Regions from separate parts of the Homo sapiens genome. Here region 1 is linked to region 2. A link is an interaction called in ENCODE POLR2A ChIA-PET data of the cell type or tissue named here. Cell type or tissue: MCF 10A. All regions are shown on one strand. Links, peaks and the distances in the headings refer to the core of each region. The heading gives the core; the rest is flanking DNA. Region 1 has its middle 28 kb from the start of ARL4A. Region 2 overlaps LOC105375158 (a long non-coding RNA gene).

The links. ChIA-PET counts read pairs that join two places held together with the same protein. Peaks named below come from ENCODE experiments on the same cell type or tissue, not always from the same donor. Only the 100,000 strongest peaks of a DNase experiment are listed, where the experiment ranks them.
Region 1: POLR2A ChIA-PET joins it to region 2 with 13 read pairs; 3 of 35 experiments call an interaction of 5 or more read pairs at or near these places.

The regions. Positions count from the first base shown.
Region 1 is chr7:12,713,405-12,718,791 of GRCh38, reverse strand. No RefSeq gene overlaps it. Among named protein-coding and RNA genes, the nearest start is that of ARL4A, 28 kb to the right of the region's middle. RefSeq lists an enhancer at 2,531-3,198. In MCF 10A, for the core only: no CTCF peak of the experiment used is centred there; a DNase peak (open chromatin) is centred at 2,961.
Region 2 is chr7:13,014,404-13,019,790 of GRCh38, reverse strand. The region is part of intron 1 of LOC105375158 (a long non-coding RNA gene); the gene reads right to left. Among named protein-coding and RNA genes, the nearest start is that of ARL4A, 330 kb to the right of the region's middle. RefSeq lists enhancers at 2,050-2,665, 1,975-3,174. In MCF 10A, for the core only: no CTCF peak of the experiment used is centred there; DNase peaks (open chromatin) are centred at 1,710 and 2,050.

The DNA of each region.
Region 1 (5,387 bases), core at 114-5,113, 300 kb after region 2:
ACAGAGACTGAAGCAAATCCAAAATGCTGTAGCATTTGGCAATTGAGTAAAGAAGTAAAAATTAGCAAAGGAGAACAAGCAGGAACAGCAAGAGAGGTAGAAAGGAAATCAGTTGAGTGTGATATCACAGAAGCCGAGAGAGTAGTGTTTCTAGAAGGAGTGATCAAATCAGCTCAATCTTACAAAAACAATTAAGATAAAAATATTAACACTTCTTGGAACTATTTGTATTTAGTTTTTCTTATCAAATGAATGTTATTTATACTGATTTTGACTGATATTAAGGTTTCATATCTAAAATAAAAATATAAGTCAAAAACTTTTTAAATGCCTCAGACAGACCCAATTGGCTTTAGTTAAGAAAAAAATTGGTTCAAGCCAGGTGCAGTGGCTCATGCCTGTAATCCCAGAACTTTGGGAGACCAAGACAGGTGGATCGCTTGAGCCCAAGAGTTTGAGACCAGCTTGGGCAAAACAGCCAAACCCCATTTCTATAAAAATATAAAAATTAGCTGGATGTGGTGACTTGCACCTGTAGTTCCAGCTACTTGGGAGGCTGAGGTGGGAAGATTGGTTGTGCCTGGGAGGTGGAGGTTGCAGTGAACCGAGATTGTGCAACTGCACACTTCAGCCTAGGCGACAGAGACAGACGCTGTCTCAAAAAAAAGAAGAAGGAAGGAAGAAAAAAGGAAAAGAGGGACGGAGGGAGGGAGGAAGGGAGGGAGGGAAGGGAGAAAAAGAAAAAAGCGGCTGGGCAAATGGTTCATTCCTGTAATCCCAGCATTTTGGGAGGCCAAGGCAGGAGGATTGCTTGAGGCCAGGACTTTGAGACCACCCTGGGCAATACAAACATCCTGTCTTATGCCTAGTGGATGTGTCTGTGTGGACGTGCACACACATTGGCTGATGAACCCCCCTTCCTGTTTTACAAACAGGCTCTACAAACAGACAAAATATATTTACAAAAAAGATACATCCATCTATACACACACATATATTAGCTGTCTATACAGCTATCTCTACAAACAGACAAAATATATTTACAAAAAAGATACATCCATCTATACACACACATATATTAGCTGTCTATACAGCTGTCTCTACAAACAGACAAAATATATTTACAAAAAAGATACATCCATCTATACACACACATATATTAGCTGGGTAGCCAGGTGTGGTGGTGCGTGCTTATAGATCTAGTTACTTGGAAGGCTGAGGCAGGAGGATCACTTGAGCCACAGAGTTTGAGTTTTCAGTGAGCTATGATTGTACCATGGCACTCCAGCCTGGTACGGGGTGACAAAGCGAGACCCCATATCAAAAAGAAAAAGAAGAAAACAAACAAACGAAAGGGTAGGAGCAGGTTGTTTTACAACAGTTTTTTGTAATAACTAAAATTGGTAGGTGTAGATTAGTCTAGGTGTGAGATTCTAAAAAGAAATGTCATCATGAATGTTTTCTGAGAGTCACTTTGAAGAAGAGTTAGGATATTGTTTGATGGATGATAATGAATGTCCATTCCAGGGAGGGGGTCTGAATGCAAAAAGGAAGACTTAAAAGAGGTCTGCACAGCTGGAGCAAAAATGATCCCCAAATAATTTTATGAAAACTGTTGCAAAGCAATAAAAGAGGCAATGGTGATTGTGCCAAGCGTATGCGGGAGAGAGCTTGTTGGGCCAGTGGAGAGAGGTGCTTACTTGTCCGGTAATATTTATCAGCACTTCCCCTACACCATCTAAATAAAAACAACGTGCTTCCTAAGTCAGCACTTCAAAGCAAGTCTTCTGACCCCCTAGTTTGACCAGACTGGCCTCCAAGCCCTACTTTATGCTAAGGCTGCTGTAATTAATGGGCCACGTTTCTTAGCAGATGCAATCTTGAACTCTGGAGACTACCAGATCTTGCTAGAAGCTCTGTTCTCCCCATTATTAACAGTGTGGCCATGTCTAGAGATTTAACATCTCTAAGCCTCTCTTCCCTCATTAGTGAAAAGAGGATTACAGAAGTGACTTCATAAAGTGATGCTGAGAATAAAATGAGAAAATGAGCATAGCATTTAGTATAGTGCATGTAATCACCATTCAGTAAAAGGCAGTTATTTATAGTTATTTGAATTCAAAATGTAATAATTATGTAAGATGCATTTGAGTCTGTAACAGGGTTTGAGGAGAACAGGAATACAATTAAAATCTCATGAAGATGATTGCTCCCAGGCTGGAAGGCAGGGGACTTACGCTGCCAACTGAAGCTCAGTGTCCAAATTCAGCCGTCCTTCCGCTACACCACTTCTTTCCTACAGCTGCCTGTGCACCAATGGTCATTTACTGACCGTATATATGTGTGTGTGTGTGTGTGCGTGTGTGTGTGCTATACATGGATGTGTGGGGTTTGTTTTGTTTTTAAAAAAAAAGAAAGAGTAGGTAGGTGTATGCGCCCCTGTGGTTCCAGCTACTTGGGAGGCTGAGGCAAGGGGATGGTTTGGAGACCGGAGTTTGAGCCAGCCTGGGCAACATAGTGAGGCCCCCTGTCTAAAATAAATAAATGAAACATAAAAAATAAATGAATAGATTTTTTCTAAATCAAAAAGCATTATTCCATTTTTTTCTCACTGTCATTGAAATTTTTTTTGGTAATAAATGGATTTCTGAGCCTGTTTTAAATGACAGGGTCTGTTGTTCAAAGCCCCACTAGCACGGTAAGCCATTAAACCAGCAGTTGTGAAGCTGCATTATAACACAGGGACAGTCACTCAGCTCAACACTTTACATTACAATAGGCAAGCCTCTGTGAGGCAGCTTTGAAATCCCAGAACTGTGGTCAAACTACGGACCTCCTGGAAGGACAAAGTGTTCTGTTTGTGTAGCACAAGGGTGTGGCTTTTGTAGCTAGTAAAATAATCTGAACACAAAGGCCTCCAGATCCTGCAGAGCACTCTGCAGTGAACTGACTCAGCGGAAAGCGGTGGGAAAGGAAGCTGGTTCTTAGATTTCAGAACCCTCCAAAGCTACACCCACCTCGCTTAGTTCTGACCCTGTGCAACAGGAAGGGGGTTTCATCAGCCAATGTGTGTGCACGCCCACGCAGACATATCCACTAGGCAGAAGACAGGATGAGAAACGCGGTGGGAAGGAACTCTAGTGGAGCCCAGTGCCGTCTCTTTGCAGCCTCTTGCCAAACTCCTGCTTTTTCTTCCTTTCACTGATGCAAAACCTAGTTGCTCTCATGGATTGAGGGAGGGAAGCCCTCTTATGATGTGGAGCCACTTTTAGCAACTGCTCTGAAAGAGGCTGCAAAATCAAACATCCCAGTTAGCATTGGGTGGATTGCTGAATATTGTGAAATAATCATAGAAGCTTTGATTGTCGATGTCCACTGGAGATCTGTGTGCCGGGAGCAAAATATTGGTATGTTACACATTTCATGTACGCAAATTAATTGGACAGTTAAAATCTATCAAAGGCGTCAATGGTAGGCTTTTTCTGTTTCTATTCACACACAGCCCCCACTGCCACCACCAATTTAGGCTTCATCTCAATAAACAGAATACATGTTTAGAAACTTATATAATTTAAAACCCTCTGATCCCTGAAAATTAAGAAAAAGGGGTCTGAATTTTTCATAATCAGTCCATATTGAATAGATTCCCCTCCTAATTGCTCAATTTTAATTTCATCAGATCATTTTGCCTAAAGACCACTTAGCCACCATCACCAAAAAAATGTGTAAACTTCTTGTGAAAAAGACTATACATATCAATGATCTGTGGAACTTAAATTCCAAGGAAACACATATTCAGAAAAAAAAATCATTCACTAGGATAAACCAGAAACACTATATTGATTTACCTTTCCTGAAACTACTAAAAAGTCCAGTAACTTAAGAACACATTTTTAAAATTTAATTCATTAAATTACATATAATACATTTCCAAAAAAGTTCAAAATATGCATGGACAGTTAGCAGAAGCTTTATTGTGAGATTTTTGCGAAAAAAAATTTATAAAGTTAACCCCAAAGCAACCTAATATGTTGATAGTCTCCTGCAAATTAAAATTCAATACACTATTGAATATTTTTATTATAGTTTTGAAAACAAAAGGTTAAAATACCTATAATTGGTAAAATATATGACTTCCCTTCCCTTCACCAAGATTACTAAATGTAATAGAGTGGGTTTTGTGTATGTGTGTTTGTGTGTGTGGTTTTTGTTGGACAGCGATTTATTTCAAAGCTTTTCTTTGTATAACTAGATTACATGACTCCTTTTCTAAATGTTCTGAAGGGCACAATTGGGAGCAGTAAAAGATAAACTGCACTGTCTATAATTATGTGATAATAGAACTCCAAGAAAGGTGAAGTTTCTTACAAAGTATATGGGAGTTAGAGAATATTTCTATCTACAATGTACTGTCCTTGAGAATGAACATTTGTCTTTGGAAGATGTGTATTCACCCAAACAGTGTGTACTGAATATGTAGTATACACTAGGCAGTGTTTTAGGTTCTAGGAATACAGTGGGGAACAAGGCAGAAAACTTTCCTACTCTCTTGGACCCCATAGCCCAGTGAAGGAAGACAAACATTAAACACATAAACAACTAAGTAAACAAGAAAATATCAAGTCATGGTAAGTGCAAGGAGAAAATTACAACAGAATGTAATTTTACTTAGCAAATAAAAATGCAGGAGACTGATTTATATGTGTGTGTGTGTGTGGATGTGGAAGGATGGCTGGATGGATAGATAAGAGAGTTCAGGAGAGAGAGACACACACATCAGGACACACTACCCCAAAATATGGCACCTTGGCATATTGAATATTTTAAGCTGAAGGAATTTGAGAAAATAGCATAAGCAGGAAGGTCTCTGTGAAGTTCCGCCTCCCTTCTCCCCTGAAGCAGATCATAAAACCTAGGAAGCATGTTCTGACCTTCCCTTGAAGCAGTGCATAAGATCCTTATGTGAGAGGTGCTTCCCTATTCCTGGAGGAAAGGAATATCCTTATCTCCAAGGACACAGAGTCACAGAGAGTAATCTGAACAAATAAGCCTTGACAAGTTTCTCCCAGCTCATTACATGTAGCTCATATCCCCTTTGTCCTATCATATTTCTCCATGACTTTCCACTCTTCATCAAACCTACTATGGAAAAACACTCAAGTTTAAAACTGTTTATTGAGTTTTCATTTCCTTCTGAAGGTTCCCTTGTCACGGAAAACTGATATTAAATAAATGTGTATGCTTTTTGCTTGTTAGTCTTTCGTTTGATACAGGGGTCTCGAGCACTGAACCTAAAATAAGTAGAGTAAAACTATTTTTTCTCCCCTACAATACACACACACTCTTAATGCTGCTAGGACCGTGGTTCCCAATCATGATACCGTGAA
Region 2 (5,387 bases), core at 115-5,114:
CCTAAATATCCAACTTAAAAGGCTTATAAAAATATGGTATAGCTATATCATGAAAATAGTACAACTGAAAAAATGCAAACGGAAACATCGTGTAGACTAATAATCACTTTAATCATGTGGTATGGAAACACGTGAAATCAACCACCTTGCCAACCATATTGATATTAATAACCCAATTTTTTGTAAAATATTATTTAATAATTAATGAATAAGTAGATATACATCAAAATTAAAACTATCTCTGTGTCTAGAAAATAAGAAAATTGTGTTTTTTTTGTGGTGGGGGTTGTTTGTGGTTTGAGAGATTTTTTTTTAAATTTTCACAGTGAAAGCAGCTACTTAATCCAAAAAACAAAATATCTATGATACATACCTACATCTAGGGAGCAAGAAAATCCTGTTGTTTTCATCCAAACCACAGCTTTTAAAAAGCAAGACAAAACTTTAGGTGACAAATGTATCATAAGTATCATAATTCCTACCTTAGCACTGCCTGAGTAAGACTTCACAGGAAGTTTAGAAAGATAATCCAGAACTTCAAGACTAAAACTGTACCAGAAGAAATTAGATCTGTTGATATATATGTATTTTAAATCAACTACAATTATTCATTTATGTCCGTTCCCATTTGAAATAGCTGCACTGAGCACCTGAGTGGCTCTGGAGTGAATATGTGTAAGATCTTAGAAGAGGCCACATGTGTTTGTTCCTGACTCAGGCCCTCAGTGGCTGAGCTGAAATAGATGGCCTTCCATGGTGATTTTGAACAAAACAGTTTTGAATTGTTTTAATCCAAGTCATATATTGTGAACTTTCCACCCAAGGTAGACCATTGCTTGCGGACGTAAGAAACATTGATATTGAAGTGCAAATTAATGGGGCAGATACAAATAATAATTTTGCAAGTGTGTCTCCTGATTTATCAGATTCATAATTTGCATTCATCTCACCAATTTTCTTATTTAGCTTATTTCTTAGTTATTTCTTGTATTTCAAAAACATAGGAGAGTACAAAAGTACTGTATTCATTTTAGTCTTTCATTTATTGAAAAACTATTCTATCCTTGCCCAGAATGTGTTATTTGGATTTGCAAGAACTGGAAAGTAGCCTTAGCATTTTTTATCTTTTCATTTACAAATAAAAATCAAGAAATTATTTTAAAAATGAATTTAAGTGCAAAATGCAAGAATTACAAATACTAGCTCACTGAATCATTTTTTCATACCCTAACACATATTTCAACTCAGTGTAAATTTTAACATACAGTCAATCCTTAATTCAAACATAACAAAGCAAGTAATCTTTAAATTAATTTGCCAAAAATATTAATATTCTGCGTGAATATTTAATATTGAATACTTCTTTAAAATATTTCTTTAAAATATTCTACATAAATATTTTTTAAAAATAAATTTAAACATACTATTTGGCTATTTGTAAATAATTTTTTTTAATATTAGAAGGTATCTTTTTATTACACAGAAACTCAAATCAAGAAATAATTTTTAAATCCCTAAAAAGGGGGCAAAATATATTTGTAAATATCTCTCCTTAAAGGAAGACAATTCACTTTAGGAAGGTAGAAGAAATGAAACCCTGTGGAAACTGCTGCAGGGTAAGCTTCTCACACAGTAAGGAGGCAGGGCTAAATCCTAAACTCAAGAGTTCAGATTCTATTTCCTTAAGACCTTTGTGGTTTTATAGTCTGGCCAATTTACACAAAGAGGAAAACAGAAAACAAAGGTAGTCATTGCCCTAAACATTACTTGTGAAAATTTAGAGCCACATTTTTTCACCTTGGGTAGGAAGAAAAAAAAAGAAGAGGAAGAAAGAGACAGAGGGAAATAGAAAGCAAGCAAGCAAAGGAGCTTATTTATCTCCAGAAAATTCATTATTTTCCCAATGGTGGGTAAGCTGGAACAGGAAGGCAACACCAGTTTTATTTTGGATGATAAATGTTATCTTGTGCAATTTCACATATAAGGTGTGTTCCTTCTCCTGCCTACTAAGTTAAGGCATGTGGGCGTCTGAACATTTGGCTTAGAGCTAAAAATGCCACGCCGAGATTTGTCTTTGCTCTATAGGACTCAAACTGGCAGAAGAACATAAACATGGTATGTAAAACTTGGTGTTCCTGCTCCTCCTTTAAGACTTAAAACAAACAGACTGGAATCCTACAGCTGTGGATGACTCAGATCCACAAAGGAGACAACTTCAAAAGCAGCCTCTCTAGTCTCCCTTTCATCCTATCAGTAGCGAATTGATTAGACTGCTCTCCCATTATCCAAAGCATTCCACACTCTGTGGGCCTCACACAACCTTTGTGTGCTAGAGAAGCTGAGGCTCCCACACAAAGAAAAAGAGAGAAAGGTCACCCAGGACTGGCAGGTATGGATCTCATTGAAAGCAATCACAAAAATCACATTGAAAAAAATCTATGTAAATCAAACTAGATAATCTGTGCAATATCACTAACTGATTCATTTTCTTCACTTCAGATCTTCAAATCTTGTCCTTTAATATCTGTTTCTTGACATTTTATATGTAATGTACATATATAATGTATTGGAGAGAAAAGCAATTATGAAGGCGGCTTTTGAAGTCTGTGAGTCATGTGAAGTTACAAAGTTCAGTGAGAAACAGCTTGAAAATGGAAATTCAGTCAAAGATGAGTGATTCAACCTGGCAAAGCTTTGTTAATCGGTGCTTTAAAGTAACACAATGATTAAAATATAATCATTGTTTTTTAAATTTTTATTTCAAAATATCTTGCCACCTTCTTAGCATAAGGATATATGCATTTTAGCTGAATGGATGTTTTTCAAAATCTGTTTGTGAAGAATGTTAGTGAAACAGGAAAGGTTCCCTTGTCCCCCTTGGAGGGCGTGCAACAGGGTGACTGGCTTGCTTCTTCATTGCCCACTTCTCAAACCTCTAGGGGAGCATACAGACGGCAGGCTGTGAGGCTCCGACCCCACGTCAGTGTCTTGGGGTGAGTGTTTACAGCTGAAGCATCGGTGGGTGTGTGTTACAGGGTACTCTCTTAGTTGGCCATCTATAGGCGGCTTGTGTCAACCAGCTCAGTTAGACCCCCTTCCGTATCACAAGGACAGGGGGATTTCTGTATCCTAGGATTTCTTGCTTTGGTGTACTGGAAGAATCAGATCACATGTGGGCTTGGAGAATGAGTGCAAGGTTTTATTGAGTAGAAGTACCTCTCAGCACATGTGGGAGCCAGATGGGAGATGGTTTTCCCCTGGACCAAGTGGCTGGACTTTTCTCTGACTGCTCCAGCCAAACTCCATGTCCTTCCGCTGGTCGATGGCCTGCAGGTGCCCATCAGCGTGCTCGTCTGCTGGCGTGCTCTCAATGACCAGCCACTTGTGTCTTCTTCCCCGGATGTGTTCCTCTCCACATCTAGCTGCTTCTGTGTGTCTGCCCACTAGGGTCTCGGGTTTTTATCAAGATGGGGGCATGGTGGGCCAGGGTAGTCCTAGAAAATGCAACATTTGGGCAGGAAAGCAGGAGTGGCTGTCTTCACCTAGGCCCGTGGGGGTGGAGCCCTAGCCAGGGACCCGCCTTTCTCTTACCCAGCACTTCCCTTCCCCCTTCCATATAATTTAAAGGGACCATGCTCTTTCCTTCCCAGCACTCCCCTATCATTAGCATGGTTATTATGTAAGACTTGCTATGTCAGCAAATAAGTTTATTGTATCATACACGAATTAGGCAACTTTTATCGTCTTTTAAGATGTAAAGAATTCCATCATCATAACAAGCAATTCCGTGCAGTTGTGAACACACTCTCTGTTCTATGGCTGTGAGTTTGAAATGTCATCTATAATCTAAAGAATGGATGAAGTTTAGATTTCTTGGAGTTGGGCTATAATAAACTCAAGACATCATCATTCTCTGTAACGCTCATTCCTGGCTCTATGGTGTGGATACATAGTTACTGGATTTCTCAGGTGTTCCAGGAAATGCAATTTAAAGGAAAGGAAGAAAGGAGACATCTTTCTAGACAGCTTTAAGCTAGTTATTTTTCACATTTCTTTTCTTTGTTAATATAAATATTTCAAATACAAGATAAAAAAGGAGGTCCAACCTATGTGTATATGAAGCCATAGACGTACCACCAGATGCAATTCAGGGGTCTAAACACCATAGCTGAACAGGGCTGCCTTTGCACTTGACATAAAATGCAGATTATCTTCCAGTTCTACTGCCATTTTCTTTCCTTCTATTGATGAGTTTTCTATTACCTGCTGGACTATTGTGTTACTAGTAGTAACACACAGTTCTTTGTACAGAAGGACCATCCACAAAATAAGCAGTCCTTTAGCCGTTGCAAAGCCTGTTTTTAGAACTAAATACATTCTTCCCAAAATGTGAGGGTTTTATCAGGTTGGTAAAGGAAGAAGTAAAATATAGAGAAAAAGAAGAATATTCACTTTTGAGCCTTTGCATTCCTTAAATAACAACAGTCCTTGTTTCTCTCAATTCCATCAAAGCATATTTTTTCATTTATCATTTTAAATTCTGAATATTGTAAGCAACAAATGAGGAAAACTGGGGAGTAGAAGATATGGAATCTGTCAGTTTATTCCTAGATTTCAGGTGGAAAAATATGAAGTGACCTATTATGCCCCTGTATAAGGATTTTTGATTCTTCAAAAAGCCATAAAATTAATCATGATTAAAATTACTTTATAGTGTCAGATCTCTGGTATAGCATAAACAAATTTAATCTTTACTTATTGGTAGTAGTAGTAAAGCATAATGGGCCTTTTATATGGTGAGCCAAAAATATTTTTTTGTTAATATTTTCTTCTTTTGGATAACTTGGACTATTCAGTTGACATTTAGTCAGCTATTCTTGCAGTAATATAAGCCATTCTGTCCACTGGATTCATTCTCCTCTAAAGTGGTGTTTCACTCCAAATTGTGGGTGGTTCTGATTGCTAGTGTTACCTAACTGAAAAGATGACTTTTTCAGATAGCTAACTTTAAAAACAGATGTCTACACAAAAGTAGAGTAAATAAATAAACCATATAATAAGAATGGCTAGTAGCTACCTTCTAAAGTTGAAACAGTATTGTGCAGGAAAACATAAAAATTAGAATGCAAATAATTGTCTTTTGCTGATAGAGTTTAAAATTTAACAAAATAGACAAAAAAGCATACATGTGTTTACATGAATCTTCTTGTATACAGCAATGTGAAATTTACTTAAATCTCCTTCAACTTGTATTCATTTTGCTAACTCTGGATCAATATTTTAACATCAGCTTTTAAAAAGCAGATCTCAATAAATACTATCTCATCCGAATGCCTGCATTTTTCAATTTTATATTGAAAGGGTAATACTGAGTTATCACTTCTACT